Regions from separate parts of the Homo sapiens genome. Here all the other regions are linked to region 3. Evidence: chromatin contacts called from ENCODE Hi-C or POLR2A ChIA-PET data. All regions are on one chromosome and are shown on one strand. The core of a region is the stretch at or near the end of the contact, and the rest is flanking DNA. Distances in the headings are between cores, read along the strand shown. Region 1 has its middle 76 kb from the start of CAMK2D. Region 2 overlaps CAMK2D (calcium/calmodulin dependent protein kinase II delta). Region 3 overlaps ALPK1 (alpha kinase 1).

The links. A loop is a pair of places that touch in the nucleus more often than their neighbours do. ChIA-PET counts read pairs that join two places held with the same protein, here RNA polymerase II (POLR2A). Pooled maps may share reads with other maps.
Region 1: a pooled map shows a loop between it and region 3 (2.8-fold over the local background). The contact joins two enhancer-like sites. A Hi-C loop is called at or near these places in 3 of 37 single-sample maps with no recorded cell type and 2 of 50 pooled maps. POLR2A ChIA-PET finds 5 or more read pairs at or near these places in 1 of 52 experiments (CD4-positive, alpha-beta T cell).
Region 2: a map with no recorded cell type shows a loop between it and region 3 (3-fold over the local background). The contact joins two enhancer-like sites. A Hi-C loop is called at or near these places in 1 of 37 single-sample maps with no recorded cell type. POLR2A ChIA-PET finds 5 or more read pairs at or near these places in 1 of 52 experiments (activated CD4-positive, alpha-beta T cell).

What each region holds. Positions count from the first base shown.
Region 1 is chr4:113,836,051-113,840,409 of GRCh38, forward strand. No RefSeq gene overlaps it. Among named protein-coding and RNA genes, the nearest start is that of CAMK2D, 76 kb to the left of the region's middle. Within about 2 kb of position 1,546, at least 3 of the 41 ENCODE cell types and tissues checked have a DNase peak (open chromatin) inside an H3K27ac peak, as active enhancers do.
Region 2 is chr4:113,563,296-113,567,415 of GRCh38, forward strand. The region is part of intron 4 of CAMK2D (calcium/calmodulin dependent protein kinase II delta); the gene reads right to left. Among named protein-coding and RNA genes, the nearest start is that of CAMK2D, 200 kb to the right of the region's middle. Within about 2 kb of position 2,401, at least 3 of the 41 ENCODE cell types and tissues checked have a DNase peak (open chromatin) inside an H3K27ac peak, as active enhancers do.
Region 3 is chr4:112,309,960-112,314,557 of GRCh38, forward strand. All of the region lies in intron 1 of ALPK1 (alpha kinase 1), which reads left to right. Among named protein-coding and RNA genes, the nearest start is that of ALPK1, 15 kb to the left of the region's middle. Within about 2 kb of position 2,637, at least 5 of the 41 ENCODE cell types and tissues checked have a DNase peak (open chromatin) inside an H3K27ac peak, as active enhancers do.

The sequences.
Region 1 (4,359 bases), core at 296-2,795, 1.5 Mb after region 3:
TTAAATATTTTTTAAAGGCATTTGCTATCTCTTGAGCGAAATTCTTGATATTCTGCTCTTATAATATTCCCAAGGACAATAAAAAAGTATACGCTGTTTTCAAGGGCAATTGCTCATTAGCAGTGGAGCTGACATGTCCAATTCAAAGCATTGGTAAGTCAGCCCCGAGTGAAATGGACACAGCTGGATTACTTTACCTAGTTTTACATGGCTAATTCAAAGTACAGCTTATTGATTTAAGGATAAAACATCATACCCTGTTAAACAATGTAGCTTGGCACCCATTTGACTTAGGAAAAATCTAATTCAATACAGCCAAATGTTTATATATACAAAGGAAAGTACTAAGACACTACGATGAAGATTAACAAGTAGTTTTTAAGACTACATTGCAGACATGTTTACATCACTAAGTATGTTTTGCTTAAAGTGTTCTAGATTTCCTGAGTTATTAAAATATATAAAACAAAAATATAACTCATATACTTAAACGTATACACACATATATACCTGAAAATAAAAATTGATAAATAGCATCACATCAAACTATTTTAAAGCAGGAATATACAGAGACTGTAATGTGGAGACTTCAATAATTTGGACCAGAAGGAATAATGGTCCTCTGTGCGAAGAGGACAGAAAACTGGGGCCAGAGCTGAGGGAATTAACCTGGCTTTTTTGCTGAGTTCGCATCAGAAGGGTGGCCAGCATCCAACATATAATGTTCAAAGGGTGGTGAACTCTTTGGACAGAGGGCAAGGCAGAAAAGATCTGCAAGAGTAGCCACAGTCAGTATTGGGTAGATGGCCATGTGGCTCCTGATGATCTCTCAGTAGACCAGGATTATAGGGAGCAAGATGAAGCCCCCAAAAGCTGAGCCAGTGCCCCTGTGTTCTAGTCTCAGGGGATAATGCTGCTGAAGGCCTGAAAAGCACAGCTATTTAAATGGTGTGCAGATTTTACAATCAGTTAGACCTGGATTATAATCCTAGCTCTCCCACATACTTGTCATGTTATGTAACCTTTTTAAGTTTAACCTCTCTAAATCTCAGTTTAATCACTGATAAAGTAGAGCTAAAAATACTTAGTTCAGAATATTTTGTGAGGATCATGTGATGTAGAATCTAGTGGTTAAGGATTCAGGGACTGAGAATGTAAAGATTAAATTATAGGTTCTGGAACCGGACTCCTTGGATGCCAATTTATGTATTTGGGTAATTTTACTTAATTCTCTCTGCTTCAGTTTTCTCATCTCTGTGAATGGGGAGCTAAGTGCTCCTATCTTTTAGGGTTTGTTGTTAATGCCGGGTATGTAATAGTAATCAATGAGGTTAATTATCATTATCTGTGCCATTATATGAACATACAAAAGACTTTTGTTGTTGCTACTATTTTTGTTATTAAGACAAGAATATTTACATGAGCTAAACATGGCAGTGATGAGAAAGCTGTGATTAGTGAAGACCTGTGAAACCAGGGCTCCTCTAAAATTTAAAGCCACAAGCTTAATTCCAGATATGTTGAAATAGGTTCTATGCTGAGCATGTGTGATTTGCCATTACCAAGAATGACTCAGCATCTGAGTAAGTAAGGATCACTCTAAATGAAAAGGCCATAAGCTAAGGCTGAACAAGAAAAGGGAAGTGAGAAAATACAAGACCATGCAGCCAGCATTGTAAGTTTTAAGAAGAAAACTAGATACGTGCCTACTGAGAATTTTGTTATGTCTTTCTCAGAGTTATTATAACATCCCTGGCTTGTTCTGCTCTGCTAAGAAGCTGCTGAAGATGTGTCACAATAAGTCATTTCTCACTGGGATCATCCCTTTAATTGCATTTTTAAAAAATGTACACTAAAGAACATTACTAGACACTTAGATTCTCAAGATCTTAATTTCCTTAGCTGAAAAATTGAGGGATTGTATAAGTTCTGTAATAACCTTTCAATTGATAAGTTATATGATTCTATGATCACATACCATATTTGGCTTTCCCTAGCATGCCACCTTCAGAGAGAGGAATGTGTGATAGTTGTAGCCACATTTTAGGAAGGTCCTTAGGGAACTTCATGTAATTAAAAACCTTTGGTTAAAGTCCACTGCCATAAATTCAGTGCTATAATGGGCTCTATTCAGTAGAGATTTCAATTTATAACATGTGTACATTAAATAAGGTAATTTATAATGAACCAAAGCCTGAGGGAGATCTGACTATTTTTCAGTACATTGTATTTTACCATTTTCTATTACAGGGTAGAACTGCCTATAAGGGGAATTGCTTCAAAATTTATGTTACGATTCATATTGGAAGCTTCTCACTTCACTTGATTCATTAAATCTTATAGCTATTCTAAATTCTGAAGTACTCCTGGCTTTGTACATATTATCTGTCTCAATAGTCATCATTACTTCTTCAGAAGCATTTTGCTTTTTTTCTCCTATGATATATGATGAAGCAACAATTATAACTGACATCTTCTAAGAGTAGCATGTGGCACCCTGTGCTCAGTGGGTGAGCTGCATTATCTCATTTAATCTTCATAGGAACCCTGCAAGGCAGGTGCTATCAGTACCGCTATTTTATAGAAGAGTAAACTGAGGTTTTGACAGTGTCACTATCTTGCTCTGGGTTACACAAGTGGCGAAGTTGGGACACTCTGGCTACTAATTTCACACTTCTAATTACTCAGCTTTCTAGATGACCATGAGGGAGGGATTGACAACAAAGATGGCAAAAGCTTCTGCATTTAAATGTGCAACCTTCACTAACAAAAAAACCTCAAAATGTTCAAGTGTACTTTGAGCACTTACCGTTATTTTGTAGAATTTGGGAATTCTTTCTAACGGCAAGTATTTTGTTTTCTAAAAGTCTGTCCACTGTACTTTTCTCAGATGGACAAATCTATTAAAATCTATTTTTAGTAAAACTAACAATTCATCCATGCTTTCAGTAAGTTCAGTAATTATTTCTTTTTGGAAGTGGCTTATAAAACTTCCCTGGAGCATCTTTGCCTTTTATGCTCTTGAAAAAATAAATTATTCTGAGTTCCCTCTGTCCTTAAAGAGCTGTTATTACTAACTGAATCCTTAGCATCACAAATAGGCCAAGGGGTAAGAGGCTTTTATTGATACTGTTCATTAAAATATTCATAACTAGGAATTTAAGATGCATTCCCTGTTGAGTGCAATCAAGCTATTATTGCATTTGTGTATCTTTCACCTAGCTTTTTGGAAGTAATTTTCCAAACTATAAAAAGTGTTAGATCTTATAAGTGGAGCACATACTTTTGGTGTATTGTGGGAGACTGGGAATGTGACAGACGCTTTTTCTCTCCCCAGGATGTCTTGTCAATTAATTCTTTAACCACTAATTGATGGGTGGTACAAGACACTGGGCTAGGTACTTTGACAGATACGGAAAATACAAGTATATGGTCCCTGGGACAAAAAGATGTATATTTAAAGAAATCAAGAACAACTTATAAAGTCTCACGAGAATACTGACAGCACTAAATTCTTTACAGAGAGAGGAATTTGTGTGGTGTTGTTTTGGAAGATTTAATAGAAGTGGTGAGCTTTGAGCTTGTTTCTGAAGGATGAACAGGAGGTAAAGGCCGGGAGGGATACAATAAACTAAATCTAGAGGCAGGGCCATAACCTCAAGACATGCTCAGGACAGCAAATATGTCCTCCCAGCTAAAGGGAATATGTGTGTAAGGGCAAAATGAAAAAAAAAAAAAAATGAGGATAGTGTGTATCCAGGTGGTAAAGAAGCTTGAAGGCTAATTTAAGAAGTTGGATCTTAATCATCAAAAGAGGCAATGAAAGTTTGTAAAATGGATAATCAACATGGTGGTAAAAACAATTTTTAAAGAAAGATAAAAATCATGACTCTCCTACAAGGAAGAAAATAAACATTCATTAAAGATGATATTGTGACGGTGGCCTGCAGTCACCTCATGGCCATCCAGAATTACAAGGCTGTCTGCAGAGATTTGAAAAATGGCAACAAATGAAAGTGTCAGCATCTTTAGTTCAGCATCCTTGGCTGTGGAGTATGTAGATTCACTTTCACCTGAGAATCCTCTGCAAGAACCATTTTAAAATGCGTGGAACTATATGCATTTTATATGAAATAAAATAAAATGTATAATTACATGTTGAATAACTATACAAAGTTCCAAACTGCAAGTAACTTGAAAAATCTTTTAGATATATACCGGTCATTTCAGAAAATCCTTAATAGTGGTGTTGGCTTTATATTTAACTTTAAACATCATTTAGAATTTGCCTAAAGATCAAAATGTCATGCATTGAACCTTATCAATTGATAGTAGTGAATGACTGAAGCTTCCAAATCA
Region 2 (4,120 bases), core at 1,151-3,650, 1.3 Mb after region 3:
TAATAAACACAGTATTTGTAGGCATCATTACTGACAAATGTTAAGTTACTACAATGCAAACCAGGCACTCTAGATCTGGGTACTGAAAGCCATTTAATGTGTGGGTTTTCTTTCATTGAGAGCTTTCTTTCACTTTGTCTCTCATAGAATCCTCACTTTTGGTTCTTCCTATATTTTCTTTCCCCACTCCCTCCCTCTGGTTCTATAGGGAAGGGCGTGTTGCCAAGGTACTGAACCATTTTGCTGGACCCTAAGAAGGAAATGAGGATGTTTCAGTGTTTCCAACTCTAAGATAGTGGTTCAATGGGTAGTTTGGTGGATGGTGCTATCCCACAGATTTCTAATACTGGAGAAGGAAAGGTAATTTTCTTGGAGGCACTTCTTGGGATCAATGGGAGAAGTGATGACAGAATACAATTATTTTTAGTTGATCACCTGGAGACTATCTATTTAGCCACATTATTCAAGTCTGGAGTGTATCTGTACTCAACTATTGTGTTAAGAACAGTACAAATAAACAACTTCGGCACAGTATCCTATCCCACCCAAATATACTTCATGTCGAGATTTATGTTTCACTTAAGCAAATTTTAATGGTAGGAAGCTTCAGAAAAGGGGAAGAGGGAACTTAGTGAAAAATATTACAGACTGATAGTGTTGAAGGAAGCTAACCTAGAATTTAAAAAATCCTTAGAGAATCTATGAAATAGAGACTCTTGATGGAGATAACTAGTTTCTTTTAAACTCTCATTTGTGACTATTAAATGTCTACTTTTCCATTTATAAAATGTTCCCTATATTAAGAGTTTTTATACTGAAGCAATTTTACTAGGTTCATTTGCATACGCATACTTAAAGCTCAGTTTCAAGGTATCAGTGACCTCCTCCTTGGAAAGCTAACACTGATTGGCCTAGAGTACATAGTTTCAGGCCTTTACCATGACATGCATGGACCTCCATAACGTGGCACACTCTTACTGAGCTCTCTCCCTTTTTAATTCCACACCAATTACCTTGAACTTTGGTTAGTTGCCTATTTCACCAAGCATTTTTAATGTAATTCCTTGCTGGTAACGCCTAGCTAGGCAATCTTGATTTAATTTTCCATGAGCTTATACATTCTTCAAGAAAGAGCCCAAGTTTCCTCCAGAAATACTTCTCTGAAATCCACCCACTGTGCTTTCACAGCATACTGTGCTTGTTTGATTTAAATTTCACACCGAGACCATCTGCTTATATACCCATATCTCCTACTAAACCTCAAGATAAGGAAAGGCAAGGACCATGTCTTACTTATTTTTGGTATCCCTTGAACCTAACATGAGCCTAACACATTGCCTGAGACATATTAGCAGCTCAATCAACATTAATTGAATTGAACAGTATGCGAAAGGGAAGATGCAATATGAAATCAGTTAAAAAAGGGAAGTGGAACTACGGGTATTTTTTATTATTAACATTTTCCTTTAAAAGGAGGATTTAAAACTCCTATTCTTCTAGTCATTTGCATATTTATTCTTTTAACAAGTATATACCAAGTGTCCATGTATTAGAGCCTATATTAGATGAGGAATATGATGGCCCCTAAATTTTAAAAAATACTCAGAAAATACAAAATGTAATAGGACATCAACGGATATAACAGATATCCATGTGATACATAAAGGATATCAATTCAAATTTTCAAAGCATACATGCTTGGCTATTACTACAGATAAGTCAGTTGAAACATCAAATGAAAGCAGTTAAGTCAGTTCAAAGAGTCTTCAGAAAAAATAATAACATTTAACCACAGGATGTGGTCAATCTCCTGTCAGACCACAAATAGTCACCAGCTGCAGATAAGTCTATGATTAGAAATGTTTTCAGCCAGCACCACAGTGTATTGGTTTGTGAAAGAGAACAGGCAAGGTAGGGGGTTGGTGATTAGAAGTGAAGCTGGGTGGCCATGATCCTATAAATTTACCCATTACAACAAATTAAAGAGGGCTTATTCAAAGGGCTGTACAATACCTCTCTATTTTGGCTGCCAAATGCTTAGAAGAGTTACTTTCACGCAGAAGTCAAAAAAAAGGCTGGCCATGGTGGCTCACGCCTGTAATCCCAGCACTTTGGGAGGCCAAGGCGGGTGGATCAGTTGAGGCCAGGAGTTCAAGAACAGCCTGGCCCACATGGTGAAACCCCGTCTCTACCAAAAATACAAAAATCAGCTGGGCGTGGTGGTGCATGCCGGTAATCCCAGCTACTCAGGAGGTTGAGGTAGGAGAATCGCTCGACCCCGGGAGGCAGAGGTTGCAGTGAGCCGAGATCATGCCACTGCACTCCAGCCTGGGAGACACAGTGAGACTCTGTCTCAAAAAAAAAAAAAAAAGAAGTCACACAAAAAAAACGAATAATTGAACACACGTGTGCAAGATAAGATGCCATAGATCATAATCTTTGCCACCCAGATGACAGAATCACCTTAATTTGAGGTTTAAATCACTTTTGGGAATGTTGAAACATGGAGAAAAGACAGAAAACTAGGATAAATTCACTTTCCTGGCCTTTTCTGAACTCAACAGTCTGCTTTCCTACAGAATAGAAAAAAAATTAGTAGAGGCTATTAATGAGTTCAGAGTTTAGATGCACTTTTGGAAGATTTTGTGGTGTTATTTGATATTCTAAAATAACAATCAGAATTTCTACATATTTTCATCATTGTAAAATGTTTTACTTTCTATTATTTATTCTGTGAAGTTATTATTTTTTCTTTTCAATATTATCTTCAGTTGCCACTAAGAATAGGAGAGTTTCATGCTAAAGGGGGAAGGCTGAAGAGAAGAAACGTCTCTCCCTTTTTCACAATGGAAAGTAGCAAAAGAGACTGTTTTCTGACTGTGAATCAGCTTAGTAATACTGGTCCAGTTCAAAGAGCAGGAATCCCCTTCTTTTAAAAACCATGTATCTTCCTAAAGCTCTGAATGTTCAATTCTTTGTACTTTTGCAATATATGTGTAGAGTTCAGTCATTTTTAAAAGTCCAATTTACCTTTTGAAGATGAAACATAAGTTTTCTCCTCTACTGCTCTCACCTATGCCCAAATCATTGTCATTTTTTTTCTTTGACTCCTCCAATATCCATTTTCCTCCACTTCCATTCTGCCCTCCTATAATCCCTTGCCACACTGCAGCAAGAGAGAGCTTTGTATAATGAAATCGGATTATTTCATATTTCCGATCTTTAAATCTTCCAACACCTTTCTAGAACACACAGCATAATATCTAAATTCCTCTTTCTGGCCTACAAGGCCTTTGAGCTCTGGCCCACACCTATCTCATGTATTATTTCATATCCTTGCACCCTAGGACTTGGGATGTTTCATGCCACACTGGCCTTTGTTCTGCTCCTCATTGAAGCCACATTTTCTCAGGGCTGTACCCATTGTTCACACTGAGTGGAATATCTACTCACAGATCTTCTCAACATTTAGGTTCTTCTCCTGAAACATCATAGCAACCATTCCCGATCACCCTCTAAATCAGCCATCAGCCCCTAGTTACGCACCAAATATCACCCTGTTTTCTTCATAGCACTAGAACTAAAATGATTTGCTGGGTTTCTTTGGTCATTTACTCATTATCCATCCCCTCCTCCTTCAACTACTACAATGTCAGTTCTGTCTTGTCCATTACTGTATTCCAGGACTTGGCAGAGTATATGCATATAGCAGGCATGCAATAAACGTCTACTGACTGAATTACTTAAAAAAAATCAGATGCACTAACACTGAGATCAAACAACCAAAAAAGCAGACTAGAGTCAAGCCGTGAACATTATACATGTTCAGACCCCAAACATAACAACTGAGATCTTTTTTTTCTTTTCTTTTCCTTTTTTTTTTTTTTTTTGAGATGGAGTCTCGCTCTGTCACCCAGGCTGTAGCACAGTGGTGCAATCTTGGCTCACTGTAACCTCTGCCTCCTGGGTTCAAGCAATTCTCCTGCCTCAGCCTACCCAGTAGCTGGGATTACAGGCACCCGCCACCAAGCCTGGCTAATTTTTGTATTTTCAGTAGAGACGGGGTTTCACCATGTTGCCCAGGCTGCTCTCGATCTCCTGACCTCAGCTGATCTGCCTG
Region 3 (4,598 bases), core at 1,387-3,886:
ATTGAAATAAATTGTGATGATTTCTTCATCTCTGTACACAACTAGCTCTTTTTGAAGATCAAGACTATATCTTTTTATCTCTGAATTCCCAGTACCTAGCCCAATGCATGACACATTGTAGGTGGACAATACAGATTTGCTAAATAAATAAAATTTCATGGATCTCTACTGTCCTGCTCAATTTTTTTTCTTTGAATGAGACTTACCACTGTTAAAACTCTCTAGCTCACAAGTGAAATTTTCCCCATGGGTTAAATTGAAAAATTAATTCATAAATTCATCAACATAACACTTGGAGAACTGCATCTATTTTCTTATAAGTATATAATAACACCTACTCAACTAGAGATGGTAGAAGGTTGTAACATTTGAGAGGCTCCAGATCCTTCCAGATGCCTCCTTTGATTTGGTGTTGCATAACAAAACAACACACCCTGAATATTTGCTCCATTTAAATATATTTAAAGAGTCCCAAAATGAATACCATAGATTCTGTATCAGCGGGTATGTGTTTTAAAGCAGGTTGTCCATAGCATGGCCAAGTTTTTGCTCTTGTTCTATCAGGTTATTTAAAAACAAGACTTTACTATCTATTCAAAATGACACCTGATCTAGGTTACCTTTATCAAGTGTAAATGGGAACCTGCAGTACAGGATGCTTTTAATATGATACATTGACTCCTTGTGTTAGTATCAGCTTTGTCTCTTCCTTGCTTTTTGGCCATGACCAAGTTAATCACTAATGGCCTTAATTTTCTCATCCATAACATGAGGATAACAACGTCCATTTTCCTTAAGTTTTTTTTGATAATTAAATGAGTTAATATATTAAGACCCTTATAGCAATGCTTGATAAAAACAAACAGTAGCCATTATTAAGTGCTATGTATATCCTACTGTAGCAGACCAGGCTGGCACTGATCCTTGGTCACTTGCTGCTGAACTTTGGGAGAGCGGAAGTAGCACTACAGAATCATAGAATCGAAAGGGACTTTAAAGACTTTAGCAAAAATCTCCAGCTTTAGAAAGGAGGAAACTGAGGTCTATCAGGGAAAGGTGACTTGCACAAGTTCACACGTAGCTGGTTTGTGATGGAGTCAGGATTAGAACCCAGGTTACCCAGTGTGCAACGAATACAAAAAAGCGCTCACTTGGAAGCAGGAGACTTACTGTGTGGTTGGGATCCACCATGAAGTGAATAGATCATAGGGTGGAGGAAATTCATGAGCAGGCAGTGTTTAAAGATGTAAGGAAGCAGCCCCCTTCCCCCACCCTAAATGACACTCTCATCTGTTCACCAGTGCTGAATAATGATAGTTAATAACAATAAGTGGCATGCATTATTCTTTAATAAGTATTTGTTAAGCTTGTTCTGTGTGTCAGCCTTTCTGTTACAATGCTTATATATATTATCTTAATACTCACTACAGTTTTATGAGTTGACTATTATTGGTAGCAGTATTTACTCAATAAATGGTAATGATTACTATTTCTACCTCCTTGCTATGCTAGGCTGTTAGCATGACTCCATCTCTCTACCTCAGGCTGCGCACTTAATCCATTCTAACCCTGCTGGTTACCAGAACTGCCAATTCTCTGTTTAGATCTACTTTGCCTAAGATGACACACTTGCCAGAGCACACTCTCCCAAGGACCTGAAGCTCTGTCTGTCCTTCAAGGTGCCTTCCTGACTTTCACAGCCAGCTCCAGGGGAGGTTCTAGCCTTACCCCACTCCCTCCTTCCGGCTATCAACTGCGCCATGCCTGCCCAATACCAAGATAGCAGAGATTTTTTCTAGGAAAGGGTTTTGATAAAGGTTAGCACTCACTGATGATGCTTGGCTATCGGGGTTAGTTGTTTGTGTTAAGTAGGTCGGGGCAGGCAGAGTGGTGAGGATGTCCAGCTTTAAAGTAAGGCTGAAAGAAAAACAGAAGATAGCACGTGTAGAAACATTACCAAGTTAACTGTAACATGAGTGAGAGGAAGCACACACACCAAAATACACACAGGGGGTCACAGTGTTTTTTTTCTAAATCATTTCTGAGTACACCTGGGCATCTCAATCTAGAGGCACAAAGACTGGTCAATTGTAGTCAGACAAAGAATACTTAGCTAAATTTTGAAAACTTATACTTTTTAAAACTTCATTATAAATACTATAGCTATACAAAGAAAAAATTGTAAAATATTCATAGTGCTTATTTCTTAGTAGGATCATAGATAATTCTTATGTTCTTTTATATATTATTTTTCTCCAAAATTTTTTTACAATAATACTGTTTTGCTTTCTAATGATACAATGTTTTAAAAATCTAGATTCTTTTTTTTTTTGAGATGGAGTCTTGCTCTGTCGCCCAGGCTGGAGTGCAGTGGCCTGATCTAGGCTCACTGCAAGCTCCGCCTCCCGGGTCACGTCATTCTCCTGCCTCAGCCTCGCGAGTAGCTGGGACTACAGGCACCCGCCACCACGCCTGGCTAATTTTTTGTATTTTTGGTAGAGACGGGGTTTCACCATGTTAGCCAGGATGGTCTCGATCTCCTAACCTCTTCATCCGCCCACCTCGGCCTTCCAAAGTGCTGGGATTACAGGCGTGAGCCTCCGCACCTGGCCTAGATTCTTAAAAATATATTAAAGACAAATACAGCATGGAGACTCTTTAAGATTTTAATGATTTAAATACTTCTTTATCTAGCCCTTGTCAGAAATCTGGAAACATTGAATAGGCTGGTAATACCTCTCGTTTGCAAGCCAGGAGTTATTTGTGAAAAAGGAAGTCACAGTGAAAGAACAGAAAAGCCTTAGTTATTATGCAACAGACAGGTTTCAGAAGTCCCACAGTGTCTCAACACAGTTATCACCCCAAGTCATAGTTGTCAGAAGAAAACCTTGTTAAGACTACAGCTGCCCATGCACAAATTGAAAGTGAACGGGAGGAAACCAAGCAGTTCCTTCCAGCCAAGTTCCTTCCACAAGGCATGGCCCTTCCGGTAACCCCAACTGCTCCTATTCAGCCTCTTTTGAATGCCCAGCTCATCAAGAGTTGGCCTTTCATTTCACTCTGCTGACAAGGTTCAGTCATTAACAAAGGCCAACCAGGGGTTCAATGTGAACTCAAGTGCAGATATCAAGTTACGGTTGAAAATATGCATCTGAAGTTTAAGGTGAAGTTTGGGCTGGAGACAGGAATTTGATGATTACCAATAAATATGTGGTATTTACAACCATGAACTGAATGAAGTCACCGAGGAATAGGTTTAGATGGAGAAAGGAAGATAGTTTGAGACTGAGCCTTTGCATACTCCAACATCAAGAGATCTAGAAGAAGAGGAGGAACCAGCCAAAAAGACTAAGGAGTGATCAGTAATACAGGAGGAAAACCAAGAGAGTATGGTTTCCTGGAACACAGCAGAGGAGGGAGGCTTTATGTCACATGTTTTTGGCACATCAACTAAGATAAGGAGTAAGAATTGACTGCTGGAGGCCGGGCATGGTGGCTCACGCCTGTAATCCCAACAGTTTGGGAGGCCGGGGCAGGTGAATCACTTGAGGTCAGGAGTTCGAGACCAGACTGCCCAACATGGTGAAAACCCATCTCTACTAAAAATACAAAAATTAGTCGGATATGGTGGCAAATGCCTGTAATCCCAGCTACTTGGGAGGCTGAGGCACAAGAATCGCTTGAACATGGGAGTTGGAGGTTGCAGTGAGTCAAGATTGCCTCATTGCACTCCAGCCTGGGTGACAGAGGGAGACTCCCATCTCAAAAAAAGTAATAATAAGAAGAATTGACGGCTGGATTTAGCAACATGGAGTTGATCAGTGACTTTGACAAAATTTGTTTCAGTGGCATAATGGGACAAAAGTCTAATTAGAATGCGTTTAAAAGAGAATGGGAAGAGAGAGGTTGGAAGCTCAAGTAGAGACAATTCTTTCAGGGAATTTTGCTAAAAAAGACAATAACTACTGATGAAAGTGAGATGAAGAGATTTTTCTTCTAAGATGAAAGAAATAATGGCATATTTGTAAACAGATAGGAATGAGCCAAAGGAGAGCAAAAGCTTGACGATGTAAAAGATTGAGAGAGGAAGAGGAGAGAAATACTGCTGCCCTTGAATAGAAACACAGTTGGACTTAGTGCCCAAATGGAGTGCTTGGTTTTAGATAAGAGCATGGGTGGTCCCTCTCTGATAGCAGAAGGGAAGACAGAGTATGGGATGCAGCTGCTGTTAGATTCGTAGAAGGGAGTGGGAGCCTGTGGAAGTCCTCGTCTGATGAGGATGAGGATGGAGGAAGAAGAGACAGCGTGAAATAGTCACCTAAGTGAGCAGAAGGTAAACGGATCATAAAAGTACAGTAAGGGTTCAGGAGTAGGATCCATAGAGGTCCCAGTGGGATTTTAGGATTGTTGGATTTTGGAGACTAAAAGGGGACAAGATGGGTAGTAGTGAATAGCGAGAGAGATTCGTGAATTTGAAAATCTGGAAGGGTTGCTGTGATTGATGATAACAAAATTTAGGCTGTATGACCATGGAAGTGAATGACTGAGGTTGTGTCAAGGACAACATCTTTGGAAGAAAGGATTTCAAGGAATGGAGA